Linked DNA regions of Mus musculus: region 2 is linked to region 1. Evidence: chromatin loops called from intact Hi-C (ENCODE). Cell type or tissue: gastrocnemius. All regions are shown on one strand. Links, peaks and the distances in the headings refer to the core of each region. The heading gives the core; the rest is flanking DNA.

Region 1 (11,935 bases), core at 2,505-7,504:
AGCCCCTGGTCTGGAGGGTGGTGGAAAAGGAGCCCTTGGGAGGAAAGGCAGGCCACCTTAGCAGATGGACATCATCAGAGAAACAGGCCTGCTGATCCCTCTGCAGCCAGATGCAGGCAAGACTGCAACAGCCAGGCCTGGAAAGCACAGGGGGGTGAAAGATGCTGCCGGAGTTGGCCTGGCTCTCGGACATAAGCTTTCACTCCATAACATTTGCAGTGTTTGAGCCTGTGTCACCACTACTAAAATTGAGGATGATCAGATGTAGCTCTTGGAGTTTAGGAAGGTTCCACAGGTCAAATGATTATTAGCATAGCAGTGGCATGTGGTAGGTGGCAGTTATTTCTTCCTGAATGGAAAGTATACAGAACCCAGTTCCACTGTGTGCTCTGCCCCCCTTCAAAGAGCTTCTGTTTTAGCGCCTCGCCCTTCTCGTGTTTCCCAGGTCCTGCCTGGCAGCCTCTTGGGGGTTGGAGGATGCATCTTGCCAGGCACTGACATCCTTCATCTTCTGCTCTATGTCGGAATGGTCAGGATTGCTGATCTCCGCTTGCTGACGCCCTTTCTACCTCCGAGCTGCCTCGCTTGCCCACTGCTCCCGGAGAGTCTTGCTTCTGCTCGCTCGCACGCTGTTATTTCTGCCCTGTCCAGCTCTAGTCACCTGCTGACACCCCTCCCAAACCCGAGTCAGGGACCTCAGGGACACGTGGACAGACTGAGCGGCCAGCTCCAGGACTGGGGAGGCAGCCCCTTAGCTCCTGCTCTCCCTGTGTCTGCAGAACAACTGGCGGGGCCACTGCTCTGTGGAAGATGCCAGGGCCACAATGGAGCTCTACAAAATCTCTCAGCGACTCAGAGCCCAGCGAGGGCTGCCTTGCCCTGGGACGTCAGACTGAACTTCATCCTCATCCAGGGTTAGAAGCTGCCACTCCTCAAGTTCTCCATGAATGAGACCTGTTTCTAACAACCACTGCCACCAACCACCGCAATGTGTAAAACCAAGAACACTCCCCCATTACAGCAACTCTCTTGCTTTGAGGCAAAAACAACAACAACAACAACAACAACAACAACAGCAAAACCAAAAAAAAAAAAAAACTTTAGTAATAAATGGCTTTGATTTTGTCTAACTGCCCACCACCAGGACCTCTTGTCTTTAGCCCAGGAAATGGGCAGGTGCCTCTTCCTCCACCCATCCCTCACTCCACCCTCATTTCTTCCTTTCTCCCTTTTCTCTTTCCCTCCCCTCCCCAGGTTTATTTCATACATTGTGAAGAGGGCACCGGGCATGGCAGTAATAGGAAAGATGTGCTTTTCCTGACTCTTCTTGAGCCCAGGCCCACCTCAAACTCATGACTGTGCTGACTCGGCCTCCTAGTGCTGGCATGACAGGTGCGGATCACCACAGCCAGCCTAGGTGCAGAGATGTTTGCTGATGTCGTCCTACTTCTGGAGACTGAACCTAGGGCTTCATGGATGCTAGGCAAGAGCTCTGCCATTGAGCCACATCCCCAGCCCTCCCCCTCCCTCCCCCTCCCCCACATTTTGCCATGAATTTTTTTTAAATTTAAACTTTATTTAAAAAGTTGCAAAAAAATAATAACACACCCAAATTAACCATATTCAAAGACCTCAGTGGATGTGCGTATAATTGGAGTAGCCACTTAGAACAAAAGCTGCTTATCTTTTTTTTTTTTTTTTTTAAGATTTATTTATTTATTTATTATATGTAAGTACACTGTAGCTGTCTTCAGACACTCCAGAAGAGGGCGTCAGATCTTATTACGGATGGTTGTGAGCCACCATGTGGTTGCTGGGATTTGAACTCCGGACCTTCGGAAGAGCAGTCGGGTGCTCTTACCCACTGAGCCATCTCACCAGCCCAAGCTGCTTATCTTTACGTTAGATTTTATACGTCTGTGATATTTTTTTTATGCACCATCCACCACCAAAACATAAAACCATAGGGGAGTTAGAACTAGAAAAACAGTTAGCCTTATATCCTCCTTCATGATGCGTCCTAGCCAGTATGGAGCCCTTCCTCGTTCTATCTGGTTGCCCTTTCTCCTCCTCCTGTCTCTCCTTACCCACTTCCTTTTCTCCCTCCCTCCCTCCCTCCCTCCTTCCCTCTCCCCCCCCCTCCCTCCCCCCCCCCTGCCTCCCTGCCATACCATGCCATGGTCCGTGCATGGAGCTTAGAGCACCTCCCTTGGGAGTCAGTTCTCTGCTCCTCTACCACATGGGTCCCAAGGATCAAGCTCAGGTCACATGTAATGACAAATACCTAAATCTACCACTCCGCCTTGCCCCACCTTGTGTCCCTTCCTCCCTTCTTCCCTGCTTTTTCCCACCCAGTACTTCGACTTGAACCCAGGGCCTTGTATGCATTATGTCTCAAGTACTAGCACTTGGCTACGCCCATCCCCCGCCTCACCCTCCTTTTTTTTTTTTTAATTTTTACTTCTAAATTGCCCAGGTTGGTCTTGAACTTGCAGTCCCTCTGCCTCACTCTAGCTACTAGCTGGGACTGTAAGCCTATGCCGCTGGCTTTCCTTAGCATCCTGAATCCTGTCCATTCAAGGAGACCACTTTGGAATCTGAGTAACAGGAGTCGTAAGCCCCCACCACCCTGTTCCTGTTACATTTACAGGGTGGGGCACTGCTACCCGTGCTCCTTGCATTGGGGTCCACCCACCTCATTGCGAGATTGGTGTTGAAGCAGAGGCAGAAAGTCTGGAGTCTGAGGGAACTAGGTCAGGAGGCCAGCGTTGCCCCTTAGTAGCCGTGTGACCAACAGCAAACAACCCAACTTTCCTGTCCTCCACTCCCTCTCCCAACTACTAGCACCATGTCTTCTTGGAAGCAGATGCCAAGTGTCAGTGACTGTCAGCATTTCTTGGGTTGTTGCCAGAATCTTCACCTGGACTCCCGTCTCTAACCCTCATGATTTCCAGGGTAAGAATTCAAATACGAACCACAAAGGGCCAGGTAGAAGACAGAATTTATTGCAAAGCAAGTGCCATCAAGGGGGTGGGGGCAGACAATGGCCAAAGAGACCAGTGACTGGACTTACACACCAGGCAGGCTTGGCGTCACTTCTACAATCCCAAGAACAAAGCCCTGGCATTCCTTTGAGGCCTCTGTTCCAGTCCATGGTGTTTCTCTTTGGAGCAGCTTGCTCTGATTTCCAGGAGGAGGCTCAGTGGTGTGTGTCTGGAATAATGTGGTTTTTCCTTCCTTACTAGAAGGCTCCCCTTTTCATGAACTTCAGGACTCCGTGGAGCCATTTCAAATAGTTAGGCTGTCCAAGGGGGTCCCAACCATGTGACCACCGATACCCAGAAGTCCCTGTCCTTTGTTTTATAGGCTGCAGACTATGAGGCAGGCTCCAGCGCCTAAGCTTTCCAAGCCTGTTAATATCTAACTACCTAACAGAGGCTCCAACCCAGACCAGCAGAACGGGAAGCTACTGGGGACGCTCAGTACCGACTGCATACTGAGTGTGAGCACTCTGTACTCAAGTCCCAGGGTCCCTCAGAAAGCACCTCATGGCTTCACACTGCAGAGGACCAGGCTCACACATAGAGCTTGAAAACAAAACAAAACAAAACAGACACCCCATGTGACCCGACTACAGGAGTCGGGTCCTGGATTAGTAGATCTGCAGTGGAACACATGGGTGAGAACAGTAAGCTGCCTTTGACTCTAATGGGCAGAGACCTCCTTACCCACGCTTGGCATTTCCATCCCAAAGGGTCCTGGCTTTGAAAAGGACTGCTTGAGTGACAGGCAAGTGCAATACGCAGTTACAGTTGACAGCCGGCCTCAACCCAGGAAGCTTGGTCACCTTTCTGGCCTCTTCTGCCTGGAGTACCCATGCAGAAGGAGGTCTGAGGCCCTACAGGTTGGATCCTAAGTAGTCTTGGTTCGAAGATGAGGGGCTCGTGGGAGGAGTACTGAGGATATGGCTAGTTTGTGAATTTGGCATGAGCAAGGCCCTGGCATTGATCCCCAGGACCGCATAAACCAGGCATGGTACTGTATATCAGGAATCTCGGCACACAGGAGGCTGAGGCAGAAAGCTCAGAAGTTCAAAGTCACCATTGGCTACACAGCAGATTTGAAGTTAGCTTAGCCCACTTCATACCTGTTGGGGTCCAGGAGTCGCTCACAAACCACATGAACACCAGTCTCAGTCAGTCAGGGATCCTTTACTGAACGTTCACTCCAGGACTGATCGATCAAGGGCACAGACCAGACTCAGGAGCTGGCTGCAACCATGAGCCAGGATCCTACAGATCTTTTAAGACTTGAAATCCACAAATATCTGCGCCAAGTTATTCCACCAATCAGGATTTGGTGACAGGGGATTTCCTTAGGAACACAACTTTGTTGTACACGTATCCTGTTGTCACTTGGGGTATTCAACTGTGGCAGGGGACCTGCCTTGCCTAACATTCATATCTTAACTCACCAACCAGGATGCCAGTTACCCACATAGAGGTCTCTTTCTGCCAAGTAGGATGTCAGTTCCCAGGGAGGCCTTGGGAATTTAAACTTTATTTGACTCCTACTCTAACTGGAAGTTTCTTATATTGGTGCTGATGTCTCTCTTATGCTGGGGTCCGTCGTCCCAGAGGCAGCTTATAAAGACAAGAAGCCATAAAGGTTTATACATGGGTACAGGAAGTGCTGCCTGGTGGTTGGTTCAGGTCCAAGATCATTGTGGCTAACTATACAAAGCCGTTCTAGCTGACTTCTGTTGCGATTTGGTTTCCAGGAACACCAAAGAACAGAACAGAATCTGCAAACAAGCAGAGCATGAGAAAGTTTCCGAGTAACAGCACAGCAGAACGTTTCCTTGTGCCATGAGTAACAGCACAAATGGCAGGTCAGACAGGTAAAAGTTACCTAGGCCTTAACAATACCCTGTCTCAACACAACACAAAACACAGTTCAACAGATAAAGTTAGGGTCTGAGGGATTCACGTCTGGTCCCACCTCACCCCAAACCTGAGGTGTTTGACTGTGGCAGTGCCTGCCATCTGTGATCCTGAGCTCAGGGAACTTGGGGACTTCCTCCCAGGATTGGAGAGTGCAGTTTATATTCTCTGGGTGCGCTCCTCACCCCCATGCTTACTGCTCTATTGTTTCCTATGAACTTCCAAAATCGACGGATTCATCTACCCCATCTGGCAGTCGATAACCACTAGGTGGCAGTCATGAACCATCAGCCTAATAAGGCTGCCCTGAAGGTTGGAAGTCCAGTGGTGGGGAAAACTTTAAAAAAGCTTGGGTGCTGGTCAGGGACTGCTAGTCTTAGTTTCAGAAAGGGGCTGAGAGCTGGCCCAGGTCCAAGATGGCTCCAAGCCCTCCAACTCAAAGCCCGCCATTCTTTCAGTGGCTTCAAATTCGTTTGAATGGCAGGACAAACCTAGATTCTTAAAGGACTGCTCTGACTAAATTTCCTGCCTCAGGCTGAGATGCTTGGATGCCCTGAAGCCTAGCTTGTTACCAGGGGTACTAAACCCACGGGAAAGCCTGCATCTTGCAAGGGGCCAGCTCCTTATTCCCAGCTGTCCTGAGGGGACTCTCTGGACAAGCCTGGGGAAGGAGGAGGATCCGAGTCAGCACCCGCTCTGAGGGCCCGGATGGGAATGTCCCGAGACTGGCCAATGGGAACAGCGTCAGGGCTGCCTCTGGTCTATCTAAAGCTGCACTCTGCCTGCCAGCTGGCTCTGGCCTCCATTCACCTGGCGCTGTCTATCCTGGGACTGGAGGGGCCTGATGACAGGTGGACCCCTAGGTTATATAGTAGGGATGGTCCCTTACCACTTATGCTCAGGACCCAGTGACAAGTCTCATCTCCAGATGATTTTCTGTCTCATTCTTCTGCCCCAAGTCCTTGACTTTCTAAACTGTGTCTCACAATCTTCTAAATGTTTTTACTCTGACCCCCTGACCAACGTCCCATCATACACCAAACCCACTTTGCCCACCTTCCTCTGACCCCACACATATTAAGTTCTTTAATCAATGGGGTAAATCGGGTAACAATTTGGACCCCTCTCAGCCAGGAAGGAGAAGTGTCCCCTGCATATCTAGGGCTGGTGGAAGGATAGTTGGCATCAAGGATGAGTCACCGGCTGCCACCTAACCCTGAAGCACAGAGGAAAACTTGGGGAGGTATTGGAAATAACAAGCTAGAAATGACCCTGCCTGGCTGAACACACACCTGAGTCACCTCTGACTCAGACCCAGACTGCAGGTTGCCTGCCTCTGGCAAACCCCTGCTTCTTTGCTCCTCCAGCCCAGCAGCTGAATGGGAAAAGCACTCCCTGCTCGCTCATCCACCTAAGAACCTTCAGCACCCCCAGGTCCCTGCCCTGAAAATGTCAATGACCTAGGCACCACAGTCCAGCATCCCTGCACCATCCCGCCCTCTTGGAGGGTGTCAGCCAACTCGGCCTGGTCCGGCTTCCAAGAGTGGGAGCCAGTGCTGCCCAGCTTCCTGCCCAGTGGTCTGTGGGCTGTGCCAGCTTCATGGACAAGGGACTTACTCACCCTCGGAACAATTTCTCCTCTATATGGAAAGAACATATGCTTTTCCTGCTGTGGGATGAGAAAGCTGGAGGGAAAGGCAAGGCCCTGGCCCAGCCCCAGCGCTTTCCTTTCAAGCCACATGTGTTTCGTGGCAGAACCTGGAGGCCTCTGCTCCAGGGAGGCCTCAGGAACAAAGTCTAAACCCAGGACTGCAGGCGGGAGGTCCCAGCCCCTTCTGCTGCCCCAGTCTCTATATCTGAAGCTAGATTCAGTCTTTGCTCTGGGGCTTGGAACAGGTCTGCTTGTCTGATCCCCAATCTATGTCTTGTAGATCTGGGGTGGAGTGGGAGTCCTGAATGAGGGCAGATTTAAAATAAGCATTCTTTCTATGGAGTTAGCATCTTTCCTGCATGGGACATGGAATGGCTGGAATTGTTCAGTACAGACTGGCGTGCCTCTGAAACCCTGTAAGTCTGGCTCAGGATGCGGCAGAGCGAAGGGCAGAATCTGCCAGGCATCGCGCACACAGTCTGGATTTGGCGGCTTTGTTTCTTGGCCCGGTGACTCTGAACAGAATCTGTCTCCTCTCTGGCTCTGAAGCTGAAGCTGGCAGATGAGAGGGACGTCCTCTGAGTGCTCACATGAGGGTCAGAGACAGCCTTGTACATGCTGGCTTCCACCGACACACTCAGGAGGGAGGCTCTGAACAAACATGCAACAAGGTTTTCTGAGTGGGAGACTAGCTGCTGCAGGGATGGAGCGCCACCCGACGGCATCAGCTGGTCCTCTGAGACGGTCATGGTCACAGTCACGGTCACTGCCTGTGCCACTTGCTCCTTAATATCTGGTTAGAATGCTCCTGTGATCTCACACATGAGTTTTTATCTTAGGAAAACAAAAGTGCATGCTCACACCAAAAGTCTGAACCCAGTGTTTCTAGCAGGCAACCTGGGTATTCATGGATGAGTGAATGTTTAGCTAAGCTATACTGTGTCCATAGCATGTAGCTATCGCTCCACGATGTGGGTTACTCTCTAGAGAATTATGTCAAAGTGCAGAATCAGTCCCAGCAGGTAGAGACTGTGTGGTTCCATTTACTGAAATGCCCCGAAATGTCATAGCTCCCAAAATGAGATTAGTTTTGTAGTTGTCAGGGCCTAAGTCCTGGGGTAATGTGAAGTGTAAGCATTCTGAGAAGGGAGCCCTCTCTTAACTGTAGGATTGATTCTCCATGCTATACCCACAGAATGTGTCTGCCATCTCTTGTCCCTGCTGTGAGACTGAAGGATTTCTCCGAGGAAGCCAGGCCAACGGCAATGATCTACACATATTGCTGAGTGGGACCCCTGTTGTAGTTTGGAATCTTAAGTTCTCCCCAAAGGCTCCTTATTGAATGTTTGGTCCCCAGCCTGTGATGCTACTGGGAGGGGGTGGAAACGTTAGGAGATGGGGTCTAATGGAGGAAGTTAGCTCACTAGCTAGGTCCATGCCCTTGAAGGAGACATTGAGATCTTGACCCCTTTCTTCTGTCTCACTCCTTTTCAGCCACCATGAAGTAAGCTCTGCTGTTGGGCCACACAGTCCCCAGCATCATCCTCTGTACCATCTCAGGCTCTGAGTGACAGGGCCAAGCAGTCATGGACTGAGACTGGGGAAGTCGTTAGCCCAGATAAGGCTAACCTCTGCCTGTGCCCCACAGCAGTGGCAAAGCAGCTAAAACACTGCCCAGTACCCAGCTGTGGTTCTGTTCCCTGGCTCAGGGAGGCCAGAGTCAAGGCCACTACAACATGAAGGACGCTCAAACATTCTTCTACTGCATCGGTCTTCAATGTGAGTGGCCAGCAAAGGATGGGAGAGGCCCATAGCAGACAGACAGAAGGGAAGAATAGATAAAGAACAGATAGATATGGGAAGGAAACTCAAAGAGAAAAGGAGAGAAAAAATGAAACTATAACTCATTATACTCAGAAATCAAGAGGTTTTTTTACTCCCCCAAATAAGTGTTTTAAAAAGAATATATTAGGAATAAAAACATTCTTCACAATTAAAGATGTAGCATAAGCTTTAAATTTGGTACCAAAAGATATCAAGTCATTTAAATATTACAGAAGATTAACTGAGACACAGAGAGAAACAGAGAGACAAAGAGACGGCACTCAAATGAGAAAGTTAAAGGACCCAGCCAGGAATTCAGTATCTGAGAGAAAATGAAGACAACACAAGAACACAACTCTTTTCTTGCCTCCAAGGGGATAAGAGGTAGTTTATTCTAGAGCCAAATATGAATGGCCACGGCCTTGGGAACACAGATGCAGGTTACACCAAGGTCCATTCTCTAATGTGCTGGCAGTTTCTTGACATTTTTATAGCAACGAAACAAAGGAAGCCATCAAGAACTTTGAAGACATCAGGCAGGCACATTCATGGGCCTCTGAACGATGAAATCTTGTGGTCTGTTTATACATGCCAATTTTTACCTAATGCTCACAAAGATGTCAGGTCTCCTCCAGATGTGGGCAATAATGCCTTCTAAGGGAGCTAGACAGTCCAAGTTAAATTGCAATTAGGCTCTGGACCTTCAACCTTGGCATCTCAATCTCTCCACAGCGGGTCAAGATGGAATTTCCTTACCTCTAAGGAAGCTTCAGTGTAACATGACGTCCTTCCCAGGAACTTTCTCATTCATAGAAAGGAAGAAAAATTCCCGGAACTGGGGACAGTTCACCAAGATTAGACACAGGGCTTGAGAAGTGCTCAGTAAGATGGCGGGGGAAAAAGGTTACACTATGTCACACCAGTGTGGGAGTTAGATTGCTGTGGATTGAAAAAAAGGACTCGAGAGCCTTCAGAGAGGAATATCAGGGTGTACCCCATGGACTAGGTATCTAAAGGGTGTCAGATGTCTCAGGACCAGAAACTTGAAGAGTATAATGTCTTGTGATCCTGAAGTAGTGTTTCCAGCCTGCAGTCCTAACCTGCCACAACATAGGAAGTCAGGATAAAGGCATATATTTTAAGAAACCTGGGATGGTTTGTGCTTGCTGGTTTTATGTCAACTTGACACAGCTAGAGTTATCTTAAAGAAGGAAACCTTAACTGAGAAAATGCCTCTGTAAAATCTAGCTGTAAGACATTTCTTAATTAGTGATTGCTATGGGAGGGCCCAGCTCATTGTGGGTGCTGCTGTCCCTGGGCTGGTGGTCCTGGTTCTATAGGAAAGCAGGCTGAGCAAGTCAGGGGAAGTGAGCCAGGGAGCAGCACCTCTCCATGGCCTCTGCATCTATCTGCTCCTGCCTCCAGGTTTCTGTTCTGACTCCCTTCCGTGATGAATATGGAAGTGTAAGCCAAATAAACCTTTTCCTCCACAACTTGCTTTTTGGTCATGGTGTTTTATCACACCAATAGTAACTCTAACAAAGACATGGTTCATGCCTATAATCCCAGCATTTCAGAGGCTAAGGCAGGAGAATGGCTCTGAGTTCAAGGCAAGCCTATGCCTTATATTGAGTATCAGGCTAACCAATAAAAAAAAAATCCTGTACTTCCAAATACTTATTTTTCAGATTCCTTTTTAAAGAAGCTATTGTCACACAAATGAAGAAGGAAAATGAAAAATGTCGCTGTGTGAGAGACAGGTGAAAGATGTTCCCAGGAGAAAGGGACGGGGCTGCCTCCAGATACAAGCTGTATGTGTGGAGGCCAGAGAAGCCAGCACAAAGTGCAGGAGAGCTGTCTGGAGGCCTGGAGCTTGTTAACCAGAGAGGGAATCATTCTAAGAGAAGAGAATTGGTTGCTTGGAGTTGCATTAATTATACGCACATTGAAAACCCAGTTAAAAAACGAGACAATTCAAAACAAGGAACAAAAATAGTAGTATTTACATGCAATAATACCACAAAAATTGAATATTGATTAATGGCCCTTACCCCCAAATAATGTAACTATTTTGGGAGGTTGGGGAGAGTGTACACATGTGCACCATTACCTTCACATTTCACATCAGGGATATTCCACAGAGGAAATAATCAACATGTGGGTGCTATTTAGAAAGTAGAGGTAACCACCAGAAGCAAGAGCTATGTACACTGAGAATTCTCACCATTGGATAGCTGTGCTGTTACTGTGGATGATGAGAGCTGGGCCAAGGGCCACTGTTCGCTACGATAAGATTTGTTATATTGTTTAATTTCTTTTAAGAACTGTTCAGATATTAACTTTATAGAAAAATAAAATCTAGCATGCTGTAATGGCAGATGTTTGAATAGAGTTATGGAGTTTCACGAGGGCATTTTAAACACTAATAATATCTTATTTCTCAGGCACAAGCCTTATTTCTGTGCATCTCAAATATATATTAAGATGTTCGTTACATTCATTTGTTTGTTTATGTGGGCATATATGTGTGGGAACACGTATGTAGAGGTAGAGTCGTGGGGGGTGGTTCTACCACATGGCATCCTGGGTAATGGGACATAGGACCTCAAGCTTGGCTGCAAGGACCTGTCCTGCTGTGCCATCTCGCTGGCCCTCAGTTGCAGTTTTTATACAGCAACTGAGAAGCCATGCCATTGTGAGTGGGCAACTGAAGTTCAGGACAAGAGTGTAGAAGATGGGACAGAGCATGGGTGACGATGTGGGATGGGAACAGGAAGACAGCCCCGACCCTACCGAGTGAGTAGTGAGGTGTGGTGGAGACGCTGAGACTTTCAGATTATAGATGGGAGAAGTAGAGGGGTTACAAACCCCACTGCAGGAAGTGGAGTTGGGTCTTGGTTGGACAAGGGGGAGCTATAGGAGTATATTCTTTTTCTTCTGACTACTATAACAAACTGCCCCAGCCTTGAGGGCTTACAAGACTAAATATTTATTCTCTCCACGCTGGAGGCTGGACGTTTGAAGGCAAGAGCTGCTGCCCCTCTGCAGAGTCTGGGGTGCGATGAGGTGGATCTGGAATGTTCCCTGCTGGCTCACAGGGTGATGCTTAGTCTACAGCTGGTGGTGCTACTTTGGGACATGGGTGGGGCCTAGATGGATAAAGTGGATCATTGGGATATGGTTGTACCTTGTCCCCAGTTGCTTCCACTCTGTCTGCTTTCTGGTCCCCAAAAGGTAAGGAACCTTCTCTACCACACATTCCTGCTGCCACCATGTTCTGCCTAAGTACGGGGCAGTAGGGGGCGGGACATAACCAGCCATGTGTGGATCGCTAGGAAACCGTGAGCCAGAGTAAATCTTCCCTCTTTTATGCTGTTCTGCCAGGTATTTTGGTCACAGCTAACAAAGAAGGATTAATATGAGGAGGGGTATTCCTTGCCATGTCTCCCTTATGGTGGCAGCCAGCATTCCATGGTGCTGCTGGGCTGATGGGAGTATCCCTCTCCTTTCAGCCTCC
Region 2 (11,935 bases), core at 3,781-8,780, 160 kb after region 1:
AATGTGAAAGAGAGCCAAGGCTGGGTCTGGGTGTGGAGCACTTGGCCAGACCATAGGAGGCCATAGGTTCCACCATCAGCACCACAACAAAGACAAGAAAAGGCATGGCCAAGAGAAGACTGTTTCTTATTGAGGTCTTTAGAGCATCTTCTCGGGGTGGCATTTGTGCTGGGCCTTTAAGATAGAAGCAGACTAGGTCGGGCAGACTAGGTCTAGTCAGACTCAAGCTGAAGGGAGAATACTGTGCACGGACAGAACTGTGTAGTAGAAAGGAGTCTGGGGAAGGGGCCAGACCAGAGGCAAGCAGGGCACAAAGGGAGACAAGCCCAAGCCCACATCTGCATAAAGCCAAAGCTGCAGCCAGCCAGGAGTCACTTCTCCATGTCTTGCTCCCCGCCCCCAGTGGTACCGCCGAGTCTGGCTCTTGCCCTCATCCTTACCCATTACCTGCCCTACATTCGATAGACACAGCAGGACCCTCATGCCCTCACTGCCCGATTCTCCTCCCCTTCTTGACTACACACACGGGTAACCAGAATCTTTCTGCATGTGTGAAATTCTCCCGGAGAATGGGCTTTGTCTATAGTCCTGGCTGGTGAAAACAGAGCAGGCCAGCTCGAGGAGGCCCCTAACCAAGAAGGAGTCCATTAAAGGGGGACATGAAGTCTACTCTGTCCCTAGATGTCAAAAGCTTCTTAGGCTGCGTGAAGTTCACATTTAGAACCTCAGAGAATTCCAGGGCCAAGAGTTTCCCATCTCCAAAATGGAAAATTAGAGGTTCAGATGGGGATGTAGCTCAGCTAGTAGAGCGCTTGCCTAGAATACACAAAGCCCGGGATTCCGTCTCCAGTCCTGGAGAAACTGAGCATGGTGGTGCAAACTTGTAAATCCAACACTTAGGAGTTAGAGGCAGGAGCATCAGAAGTTTAAGGTTATATTCAACTACATGGTACGACCTGAGCCAGCCTGTGCTACATGAGATCCTGTCTCAAAAAAAAAGAAAAACAAATTGGATGTTTAAAGTCCATTTTGATCATGGTCCAGATTAAGGTTCAGCACCCCTCATTCTATCTCTAATTCCAGGTTTGCCTGACCCATAAACTGTAAGTTATTCTGAAGGAGGCAAAGCCCCTCTTCCCATTCACCAGCCCCTCTCAGTCCAGAGCTTCTCTAGGGAGACCAAACTGTGGCCTTGAGTGCTTTATCTGCAGTAGCCCCCACCCCAAGGATAATGCCATTGCAAGAGGACTCACTTAATTAGCTAAAAAGCAGGATCATGGATCTGTAGAGTTAGACGTAGGATGTTTCAGTAAGAATAGCTCACATAATAAACTGGGACTAAGAAGATCAAAGAGGAGAGAAGCAAGAGAAGGAGGGCAGGGGGGAGCAAGTGAGGGAAGGAGAGAAAAGGAAGTATGAAAGAATAGAAAGGGCATACAAGGAAAATAACTTAAACTTCAAGTGTGTGTGTGTGTGTGTGTGTGTGTGTGTGTGTGTGTGTGTGTGTGTGTGCTTGCGCACGCATGAGCATGCACTTGACGTCTTCAACTTACATATGCAAAGACAGCAAATAGTCTTGTTCCACAGTGAGTTAAAACTGAGCTGAGATCTGCTTCCTGTCCCGCTGCACCCGCCATCCCACACTGTCTGTTTGAGATACGTAGGAAATGGACAAACTAAGGTTGGGACCCCTCTTTCACAGGGCCCTTCCCCATGCAAGATTAGAAATTCCAGTGTCTATGACACATGCCACCATGGTCACGCACAGATCTCAGGGTAGGTTTCATCCATGGGTGGGTGGCAACTGGAAAGGCTCCATTAGAGATTAGCCCACAGAGGTGGCTAGGTAGAGGACAGTGGCTGAGGAATCAGTAACCTTGCTGCTTTCTCTAAGACTTACATTAAAGACACTGGACACCTCTGTCCAGTGCAAGTCTTCCTGGCTCCCCAATCTGCCAAATCCAGTCTCCACTCATCCATTCAGTGAGGAGATGTTACAGACTGTTTTGTGTAGGTCCAGGTCCCATACTACTTAACACCCCCAAGTAAGTGTTGCTTCTAAGCTTTAAGAAAGTCATGTTCTTAAGAAAGGAGAAGCACCTCTTGTCTTTCTCCCAGATTTCTTTTATATTTAGCATAAGTTATTTCCAGTGAACTGGCAAATCCACTCTCAGGAAAAAAAAAAGGTTTTCACCTCATGGGTGTTTGCTGATTCCCCTAGTATAGACACTCCCAAATAACACCCAAGTGCAAACTTGCGATGTAACAGTTGCTGGCTGTGGAGTTGAAAAGAGATGCTTTATACTGACTGTGGAAAGCCAGTCTGAGTTGAGTGTAGCACTGCCTCGGTTTCCCTGGGACGCCTGGGAGGGGAGGTCCTGGTTTTTACTCCTTTGAGCTGACCTGGACTGACCTTCCTGAAGTCACATGCCATGCTGATGTGCCAGTTCAGCTATGTGCACCGTGAGCAAGCTGTATTGCTCTAGCTGAGACCTACAAATGTAAAATGGAGGTGAGGATCTATCTCCTGGGGTTCTGCACACATGAATGCTGAACCATCACAAGCCTCCAGTGCCACCTCCCCACCCCTAAGACCTCGGGCTGAAGGAGATGACTCCCAAGATGCCCAGTGCCCTGCCCTCCATCTATCTATCTATCTATCTATCTATCTATCTATCTATCTATCTATCTAACTATCTATTTCTGTGTGTGTCTCTGTCTCTCTGTCTCTGTCTGTCTCTGTCTGTCTCTCTGTGCGTGTGTGTGTGTGTGTGTGTGTGTGTGTGTGTGTGTGTGTGTGTGTGTATGTGACTACAGTAAGTATTTGGAAGACAGCAGGGAGTAAGTTAGCCATGATCACTACTTTGTGAAGCTCACAAAGTCTGAGAAATAGGAAGAACCAATCCTTGGAATAGGACTCTAGCTATAGGTCCACCTTTAACCTGCTGCATGGTCTTCAACAAAACCCTGAACCTCTTTGGGCTTTGGTTTCTTCAGCTGTAAATTTAATGCATTGGATTTGAAGCTCACAGTGGTCAATCCCAACTCTGGCCTTCTGTGGCTCCAAGGAGGAAAGAGTCCTGGGAGCTTCAGTGTGCAGAACTGAGAATGACTGCACAGAAGAGCGGGTGGGGAGCACACAGGTCCCTGAATTTGCGCCCTGGGCTTTATGTGGATTGGATGGTAGACACCACAGGAAGATCACAGGAGCCAATGGCAGTGGAACAGACTGCTGGATAAAGAAGGGATGCATGTGGGACTGGAACCTCTGGTCCCATCCAGGAACAGACTAAGTTCTCTCTGCCCAAGCTACCAGCACAGGTATTCAAAAGGAAGGTCACACTGTAAAACCCCATCGTGTTCTTTTCTGAAGGAACAAAACTGTCCTTTCATCAGATGAATTCTGTGGAAACAGAAAATAGGTTGCAAAAAGATGGCAAATTACAAAACAAAAAACAGAAGCAAAACAAAAACAAACAAACAAAAACAAACACTGGATTGGGATGTAGGAGAACTCTTCTTCTTCTTCTTCCTCTACCTCTTCTTCTTCTTCCTCTTCTTCTTCTCCTTCCTCCTCCTCTTCCTCCTCCTCCTCTTCCTCCCCCTCCTCCTCTTCCTCCTCCTCCTCTTCCTCCCCCCCTCCTCTTCCTCCCCCTCCTCCCCCTCCTCTTCCTCCCCCTCCTCCTCTTCCTCCTCTTCCTCCTCTTCCTCCCCCTCCTCCTCCTCTTCCTTCTCCTCCTCCTCCTCTCCCTCCCCTCCTCCTCCTCCTCTTCCTCCCCCTCCTCCTCTCCCTTTCCCTCCTCCTCCTTCTCCTCTTCCTCCCCCTCCTCCTCCTCTTCCTCCTCCTCCTCTTCCTCCTCCTCCTCTTCCTTTTTCCTTTTCCCTGTTTCCTGTTTCTCTAGCTTTTGGAAGGGCAGTGGTGTTGCTTTTGAATGAAAACAGTTTTTTCTTTATGAAAAGTCACCTGGCCTGATCCTCCTGTCAGGTAGGAAGCCTCCCCTCCCACATCTATTTCCATCGTCCCCAATTCACGGGTTCTAAGTGTTTCACACAGGCTGGTGGGAGAGAGTGGCACTGGTGGGTCCCTGCTGATGCTACAGCCTGTGTGTGTACAGTGCCAAAGGCACAGTGCCCAGCCCAGATGAGAAGAACTGACTGGCAAGACATCTCACTCCATCTGTGAAACAGCAAGAACAGGTCTTGTGTTAATAGGCAGTAAGTGACCCGGCAGGGCCAGGACCTGGGTCTGAGTCTTGACAGAGCTGCTAAAAAAGGAATTCAGAATGAGAGAATGAGCTACACTTTCAATGATGTGATCTGATGAAGTCCCTGCCTCCAACTATGGACCATATTCACACGTATGCACACAAACACACAGGCACATACATACAGAGACATACACACAAAGACAGACTGACACACATGCACATGCGTGCATGCAGTCACACATCACAGAGAGAGACAGAAACACACAGACACACACACACAGAGACAGAGAGAGAGACAGAGACAGAGACAGAGACAGAGATATGAAAAGCAGGAACCTGCAGCTTTTCCTGGTCAAGCTTCTAACAATTGATCAATCCCTGGCACACAAGGATCCTTGAGGCTTTCTGCTGGGCCATCCCCGTGCTTCTGAGCTCCCACTGCTGTCCATCTCAGGCCTTCCTCTCATCTCCCCATCCTCAACACCCTTCATGTACCATCCCTTCCCACGGCCTCGCTTTCCTTCCCATTGAGAAAGGTCTCTCTGTCCACGAGTGAGCGTGGGCTGGCAAAGTCAGTATCCTCACATAAAAGCCTCACTGAGTCTCTGAGAGGCTTGGAACCCAGACAGAATGGAATTGCTCCCTATTTTTCTTTACAACTGAGAAAACACACACAAACACAAGAGCATATTTATTGCGATAATTCTATCCCAAAGTTTTTAAGAAGAAGAAATAAAATTAGTCTTGCTGCCTACTCCGCACCAGCCCCCTCCCTTTCATTCCTTCACATTTCCTGGTCTAAGCCAGGGAGAAAAACAGAGCCAGCCCAAACCCCACAGAGCACCATTGCATCCCAGACAATGTCCAGCTTGTTCAGAGAGCGAGGGAAGAAACACAACTCCGAAACATACACAAGACTTCCAAGTGAAGGGTGTTCTGAGGGAGGAACAGGCTAGCTTTGTGTCTGGGTCTTGGGTAAAGGTCCCTCTGCAAACACACCTCAGGCTGATCTTCCTTGACCCTCCAGGAAACCATTTCCTAGCCCTGACTGGTTCACTGATCTTGAACAAGAACCCCTCTCCAACTCTGTGTCTCCTCAAAGTGCCAGACCTGGGGCCCCAGAAATTTATTTTTTTAAGTTAGTATCTAAGTCATAAAATCCCTAAGGAGAAGCAAGGGGCCATTTCTCAGAACTGTGGAACTTTCCAGACTTCCTACAGCACAAGGGGTCATGTGCCTCTATGCCCTCAGCCGCACAGACAGGCCTTTCATTTCTCAGGCCTGGGTCGAGGACTGATGGTCAAAAATGCCAAGCTCCAGAGACAGGAAAGGGTCCCCTTGTCCTGGGCCCAGACTGTTCCTCCCCAGGAACCCCTGGATGGAAATGTCAGTGTCTCCCCTCCCCACAATCTTGATGCTCCTACGGGTGCTGCGCCCTGATCCCTGCGCTGGCCCAGCCTATGGTGACTAAACAGAGAGCGACACCTGCTGGACGGTTGGACTCCAACAGAGCTGAGGCTGGGATCTGGAGGCCAGGGGGAAGGGTGCTGTCTCCATGAAGGATGCTCTCTGTGGCTGCAGATCCCATCTGTCCTCTACCACTGCCCCATCCCCAAGGCTTCCTTTATTATTCTTAGACCAAAAGTAAATGCTGTTGCTGCTGCTGCTGCTGCTGCTGCTGCATGTGGGGCATGGTGTCACACAGTGCAGGTCTCAGAAGGTGTGTGAGTGGCATGGTTGTGTACCCTCCAGGGCAGTGGTACCATGAGGTCCAGATTGTTTCCACATACAGCTGGCTGAAGGCCACTGCTCCAGATGATGGCTTGATAAATTCAGTTATGCTTGCTGGCTGGAGTTGGGGATCCCTACTGTTCAAGGGAGAGCTTTAAGTGGTGGTTGCAACAGATCTGTCATTACCAAGCCTCATGTACTATATACATAATTATGTTCCCCATACTTTCATATGATTGGCATGCAGTCGATTGGTTTGCACATGTGTGCTCCACTACTGACCAATCATTTCATTTCAGCAGAAGATATGCCCTTGCATGACTCTGTGTGTGTGTGCGGGGGAGGGGGGGGAGAGGGAGAGAATAAAGTCAATACAAGTGGAGGCTGTGGGTCCCCAGAGTTGCAGAGACTCAAAAAGAGGCCAGAGCACCTGGCTACACATCTTCAGTTTGAAACTCCACATGTTCAAACCCCAGAAAAAGCTGATGCTTCAGGTCAAGTCCAAAAGGGAGGAGAAAATCAGTTGGAAAGCCATGAGGGGAGAAGTCTCTCTCCCTCTAGAAAGGGTCCTTTTTATGTTAAAGCCTTCAGGTGGTTGGCTGTGACCCACCCACACTGCAGAGGGGAGGCCCTCTAGGTCTACAGATTCTGGGGTTTATGCAAAACCCCTCACAGTGTATAAACCTGAGCATCTATGGTCCACCTGGCACATATCAGTAGCTATCACTGGGATTCATTAGGACGAGCCTCCACTGGAAGATGGGAGAACCAATGTACCAACCACCTTGGAACTAATCTAAGAAAGGATGACGGTTTCTGAGGAAAGGAGCCTTAGTGGAAACACTGTCCAAATCATGGCAACCCACCTGCTGTTCAATGTGATTTCAGAGCTTTGGCCATGAATTTTATCACGGCATCTCTTCCGTAACTATCCTGTGCCTAAACTGTCTGCTATCTCTTCCAGCTGAACTATGACCACTTTACTCTTGGTCTTTGTGACTCTGAGGGTCATCGCTGCAGTGATCTCAGAAGAAGTTCCAGGTGAGAACAGTTCTATGCATGACTCCTTTATTCAGTGGGTACTGGGTTCCGAATACAGGGTACAAGTTCGTTTTGGGATACTGTCCCTGCTGCCCCTTCTTTTGGCCTTTTCTTGGCCCTTTCTAGATGTAGTAGGAACACACACACACACACACACACACACACACACACACACACACACACACACTGAATGCCCTCAGCAAGGAGAGTTGCTCAGCCTCCTTCACAGAACCCTTGGGGAATCTCATGCAGAACTACTCCACAGTGAATGGGGTAGAGAGAAGACATGGGGAGCCAGAGGGGGGCATGGATGGGACCACCAAAGGGGAGACGAGAACCTGAGGAACAACGTTGAAAAGACTGGTTTCAACGTTCTAGAAGTGAGGGCACAGCCCTGGTGTGAGCTCCCCAACCCTGACTTAAGGGACATGTGAAGGACTTGGCACACAGTGTGGGGATCTGGAACTCAAGGGCTGAACAGTCTGTGAGACCTCCCAAACAGTGGGAGGGGAGGGGATAAGAGAAGGCTTGCTCATGGTGGCAGGGACAAGAGGAGGCTTGGGCACCCTCCCTCCCCACAACCCACTGTATGCCAATGCAAAACTCCAGGACTTCAGGGTCATGGAAAAAAAAACTTTCCGTGGTGAAATGGAAAGACACTCAGTATTTTATTCACTCACATACTGGCCTGATTCACAGCTTTTGAATATGTAGATGTGGTTATCTGGACCTCCAATGATGCTCAGAGATCTATGAATACCCAGACCCTAGCCATCACCTTGGGAGATGTGTCCATATTAGCAAAACAGTCCACTAGGGTTGGCTGAGAGCTTTGACAACCACCAAGTTGGATTCAACAGTGGTCTCTGGCTATCCCCTGAGGACCACTATTACAGAGCCAGGCTGTGGACACCGGCGTCAGGGCTGGGCAGCAGATGGAGGTGTTTGTGGAGAGATGGTGGAATCTGTCCAGACATCAAAAGGTCCAGGCTGGACTCCAGACATTCCTGGCCCCCCTATCCTTACCCTGCTATGTCTCTACCACCCACAACTATTCTAAACATTTTTATTTCAACCTGTAGCATCCCTTGAAAGGGAGGGTTCTAAAATTTTAAGACCTGCCATGAAAGGTGCTGTATAGAAGACTGTTTCTCTCTCTCCCTTTCCAACAGAATTTAGGAAACACTATGTCTTCTCTATTGACACACTCCATAATTTTTATGTCGTCTAATCCTACCCAACCCCATATTTCTGACTCTACAGGCCAAAAAATAAATGCCTGACCTCCTATTCTCCCCAGTCTTCTCGTCCTTGACTTTAAAAGTCTTGCCCTTCTACAAGTTCCAGTTAAAGCCCAAAGCAGACCTCCCAGAATGGGATATATCTATCTTGAAGTCCTATGTCTCAAGTTTAAAGGCTGTGGAGAATTTTGTAATTCTAATAATTATTATGCCCAATGTGTAGGACAGTATCTGTCTCTATGAGAAAAATATCTCAGGAAAACAGCTTGTCTGTGGCAAGGCAGAAATGTCATGCCTGAAGGTACAGTGGAGGGGAGAGGTTCACCTCACAGTAGCCTGGAAACAGATGTGGGTGGGGGAGAGAAAGAGAGAGAGGGAGAGAGAGAAACAGACAAACACAGACAGACAGACAGACAGACAGACAGACAGAGATAAAGAGGCAGAAAGACACAGAGAGACAGAGACAGAATGACAGAGACAGGGAGTCAGGGAGACTGGGGGCGGGGCTGCGAACAAGATATCCCTTCCAAAGTTGCATCTGCATTGATTTATCTCCCCCCATGAGGCAGCACATCCCCATCCAGTCACCTCTCCTAACACAGCCATACCTTCCACACACGAACCTTTTATGGAGAACTCATGATATCCAAAATAAATACTTCAATATATTTTTCTAAAATCTGTGAATCAAGCATATCACTACTCTAAGAATAAGGGTCCTGTGTATCTAGGGGTTGGCATCCCCTCTGGGTGTCTAAGGTTTGAGGTCTCTCTCATGCTCTTCTGGAAGTCTTTGTTTGGCTCCGGATTTTTGTCTTAGGGTGGGGAGACACCTGGAGAATCCCCAGGTTCCCACATGGTAGGCTGGATAAGGGCCTCTTGGGTGGCTGCATTTCCACGCCTGGAAGGAGGGTCTCTATGATTCCTAACACATGTCTGTCCTCCCGCCTTTCTTTCACAGACCATGACAACTCACTGAGCGTGAGCATCCCTCAACCATCCCCATTGAAGGTCCTCCTAGGGTCTTCCCTCACCATCCCCTGCTACTTCATCGACCCCATGCATCCTGTGACCACTGCCCCCTCCACTGCCCCCCTCACCCCAAGAATCAAGTGGAGCCGTGTTTCCAAGGAAAAGGAGGTGGTACTGCTGGTGGCCACTGAAGGACAGGTTCGAGTCAACAGCATCTACCAAGACAAGGTGTCGCTCCCCAACTATCCAGCCATCCCCAGCGATGCTACCTTGGAGATCCAGAACCTTCGCTCCAATGACTCTGGGATCTACCGCTGTGAAGTGATGCACGGCATCGAGGACAGCGAAGCCACCCTGGAGGTCATAGTGAAAGGTGAAGGGCCTCCCACTGGGGACGCCATGTTGCCTGTAGGAAGAGCTAGAATGATGTCCTCAGCAATGTGCACCTTGGAGACTAGCTCTCCCACTCAGTTCCTCTGCATACCCGTTTTCTCCTTATCGTGCCCTACTATGGGACTGTCTGGCAAATGCTGTTCTCTGTGGGATTGGGACCCTAGGAGTGGGGCACATAAATACATCCTGGTGTTGGCAGCTTGTTTGCCAACAATCTTTCACTTGTTGGGTCTATCAGTGTTTCTTGCTGCTGTGATCAGAGACCTGACAGGAGTCCACGTGAGGGAGGAAGGCGTTACTCTGGCTCACAGTGTGAGGGCATACAGTCCACCATGGTGGGGACAAGATGGTGGTAGGAGTCTGAGGCAGCTAATCATACGGCATCGACAGTCAGGAGGCAGGAAGATGAATCCCACTGTTCACCCAGATCACTCTCCCTTTTTTTCTTTCACTCTGGGACCCTGGACCATGGGATGGTACCATCTACCTTCAGAGTAGGTCTTCCCTCTTCAGTAAAACCCTCACAGACATGCCCACAGGTGTGCTCCTACCCCACAGCAGCCTTGTAAATGTGCCCATTTTGCACATCAGCAAGTGAGTTAAGTGGCATATCTGCCATGATCCTAGAAATGAGTGAAAGTGGGTTCCTAACACGTCATCCAGGCATCATCCCCGCCCGCTCCTCCAACCTTTATTCTCAGCTTCAAAGAAATGATGGAAGATTCACTTCCTGTTCTCCTTTGTCTCTAAGAGGTCTCATCAGGATGCCCCTGAGCCACTGGAGACCTGGAACCCTCATATCTCATTCCCTGGATTGGTGGTGGAGAGGGGGGATTAGAAGGCCTGGAGTGACAAAAGGAAAATCACAAGGAGATAGTTTTTGCTATCGTTCCAATAACTTTCTTATTGTCAGAATTATTAAATGTGTTTTAAGGAGAATGCCTGATGATGGGGTGGTGAGCACCCTGTTAAGGTGGTAGGGTGGGGTGGAGAGGAGACAGGGTTCCAGCAAGAGCAAACTTCAGTTGCTAAGGATCTATTGGCAGCCGATCTGACTGCTTCTGGCAGAGGAAGTTTTCTTTAAGGGTACAGCCCCTGGTGGGTTGGCCGCACTCTGGTAGATGGCCCCACACCCAGGAATACACAGGCACAAGTTGGACTCAGTGGGAGGGGTGGAGGGTTGGAGGTACAGCTGGAAGGGGCCAGGGAGAGAAGTTAGGGTACATATAATCAAAATACGTTTTAAGTATGTATGAAATTCTCAAATCAATAAAAAAATTACAATAAACTATGTCAGCCTAGACCAGACAGTGCCCAAGGTCCCCTGGATCCTGGTCACCATTTCTCAAGGGCTCACACCTAACTTGCTCTCTGGTCCATGTGTCCCACAGGTATTGTGTTCCACTACAGAGCTATTTCCACACGCTACACCCTGGACTTTGATCGAGCACAGCGGGCTTGCCTACAGAACAGCGCCATCATCGCCACCCCAGAACAACTGCAGGCTGCCTATGAGGATGGCTTCCACCAGTGCGATGCAGGCTGGCTGGCTGACCAGACAGTCAGGTGAGACTCCGACCCCCAGAGGAAAATCTGTCAGGGCTGAGAGCCAAGTATCAGAGGCCTAGCAGAATGAGGCAGACGATGGGGTGGGACAATGACCTGCACTGAGCTGGTACAAACATAATTCTCTGGCCAGTCTAGGGTCCGGCCTTGTCAACATGCATACCCAGTGTTCCATCCCAGGCCCCCATTATTCACTCTCCCAGGAGAAGACAATACCAGCAGCCTTGTTCTGAGCTCCACTCCCCCCTTTGCCTGTTTTTCCTCCTGATGTTTCTTTGCTTCTGGTTTGTTTGTCAGCTTTTAACTTGGAGTTTTATTTTTATTTATTGCCTTTTTATTAATATTTATATAGCCTGTTCATATATCATAATATATTACAACGATATATTATATATTGCATAGTATATATAAATATATTATGTGTACACTGCCTGCTTATTTATATCCTTTTTTTGTAAGACAAGACATACATACATCAAGTGTCTAGAAACATCTTTTCTGAGTGAATCCTAGGAGCCACATGGCAAAGCAGAACAGAGGACTGCCTGAAGCATCTCAGTACAGTGTATCAAGCCTGTGAAGGCAGACGGTCCACCCCATATACATCCTAAGGCTAGCCCCAAAGCCAGCCCACAAGGCCTCAGGAAGACAGCTATACAAGCTGGATTAGTCTAGGGGATTTTAAGTCACAAGTTCTCACAGCACTGTTACAGTTTCAACTCTGCTGCTGAGATTAAACACTGATCAAAAGCAAGTTGGGGAGGAAACAATTTATTCCAGCTT

What was found. Hi-C counts contacts between places; a loop is a spot of excess contacts. Peaks named below come from ENCODE experiments on the same cell type or tissue, not always from the same donor. Only the 100,000 strongest peaks of a DNase experiment are listed, where the experiment ranks them.
Region 2: it touches region 1 in a loop (11-fold over the local background); 36 of 42 quality-filtered maps call a loop at or near these places.

Annotation. Positions count from the first base shown.
Region 1 is chr7:78,919,267-78,931,201 of GRCm38, forward strand. It overlaps Isg20 (interferon-stimulated protein), which reads left to right. Exons shown (of 4, transcript NM_020583.5): 4 at 780-1,130. The coding sequence ends at 896. Among named protein-coding and RNA genes, the nearest start is that of Isg20, 11 kb to the left of the region's middle. In gastrocnemius, for the core only: no CTCF peak of the experiment used is centred there; DNase peaks (open chromatin) are centred at 5,237, 5,670, 6,544 and 7,098.
Region 2 is chr7:79,075,285-79,087,219 of GRCm38, forward strand. Acan (aggrecan) reads left to right here. Exons shown (of 18, transcript NM_001361500.1): 2 at 6,904-6,980; 3 at 9,183-9,566; 4 at 10,978-11,152. The coding sequence starts at 6,911. Among named protein-coding and RNA genes, the nearest start is that of Gm26633, 28 kb to the left of the region's middle. In gastrocnemius, for the core only: a CTCF peak has its summit at 5,696 (motif pointing left); DNase peaks (open chromatin) are centred at 4,131, 5,691 and 5,969.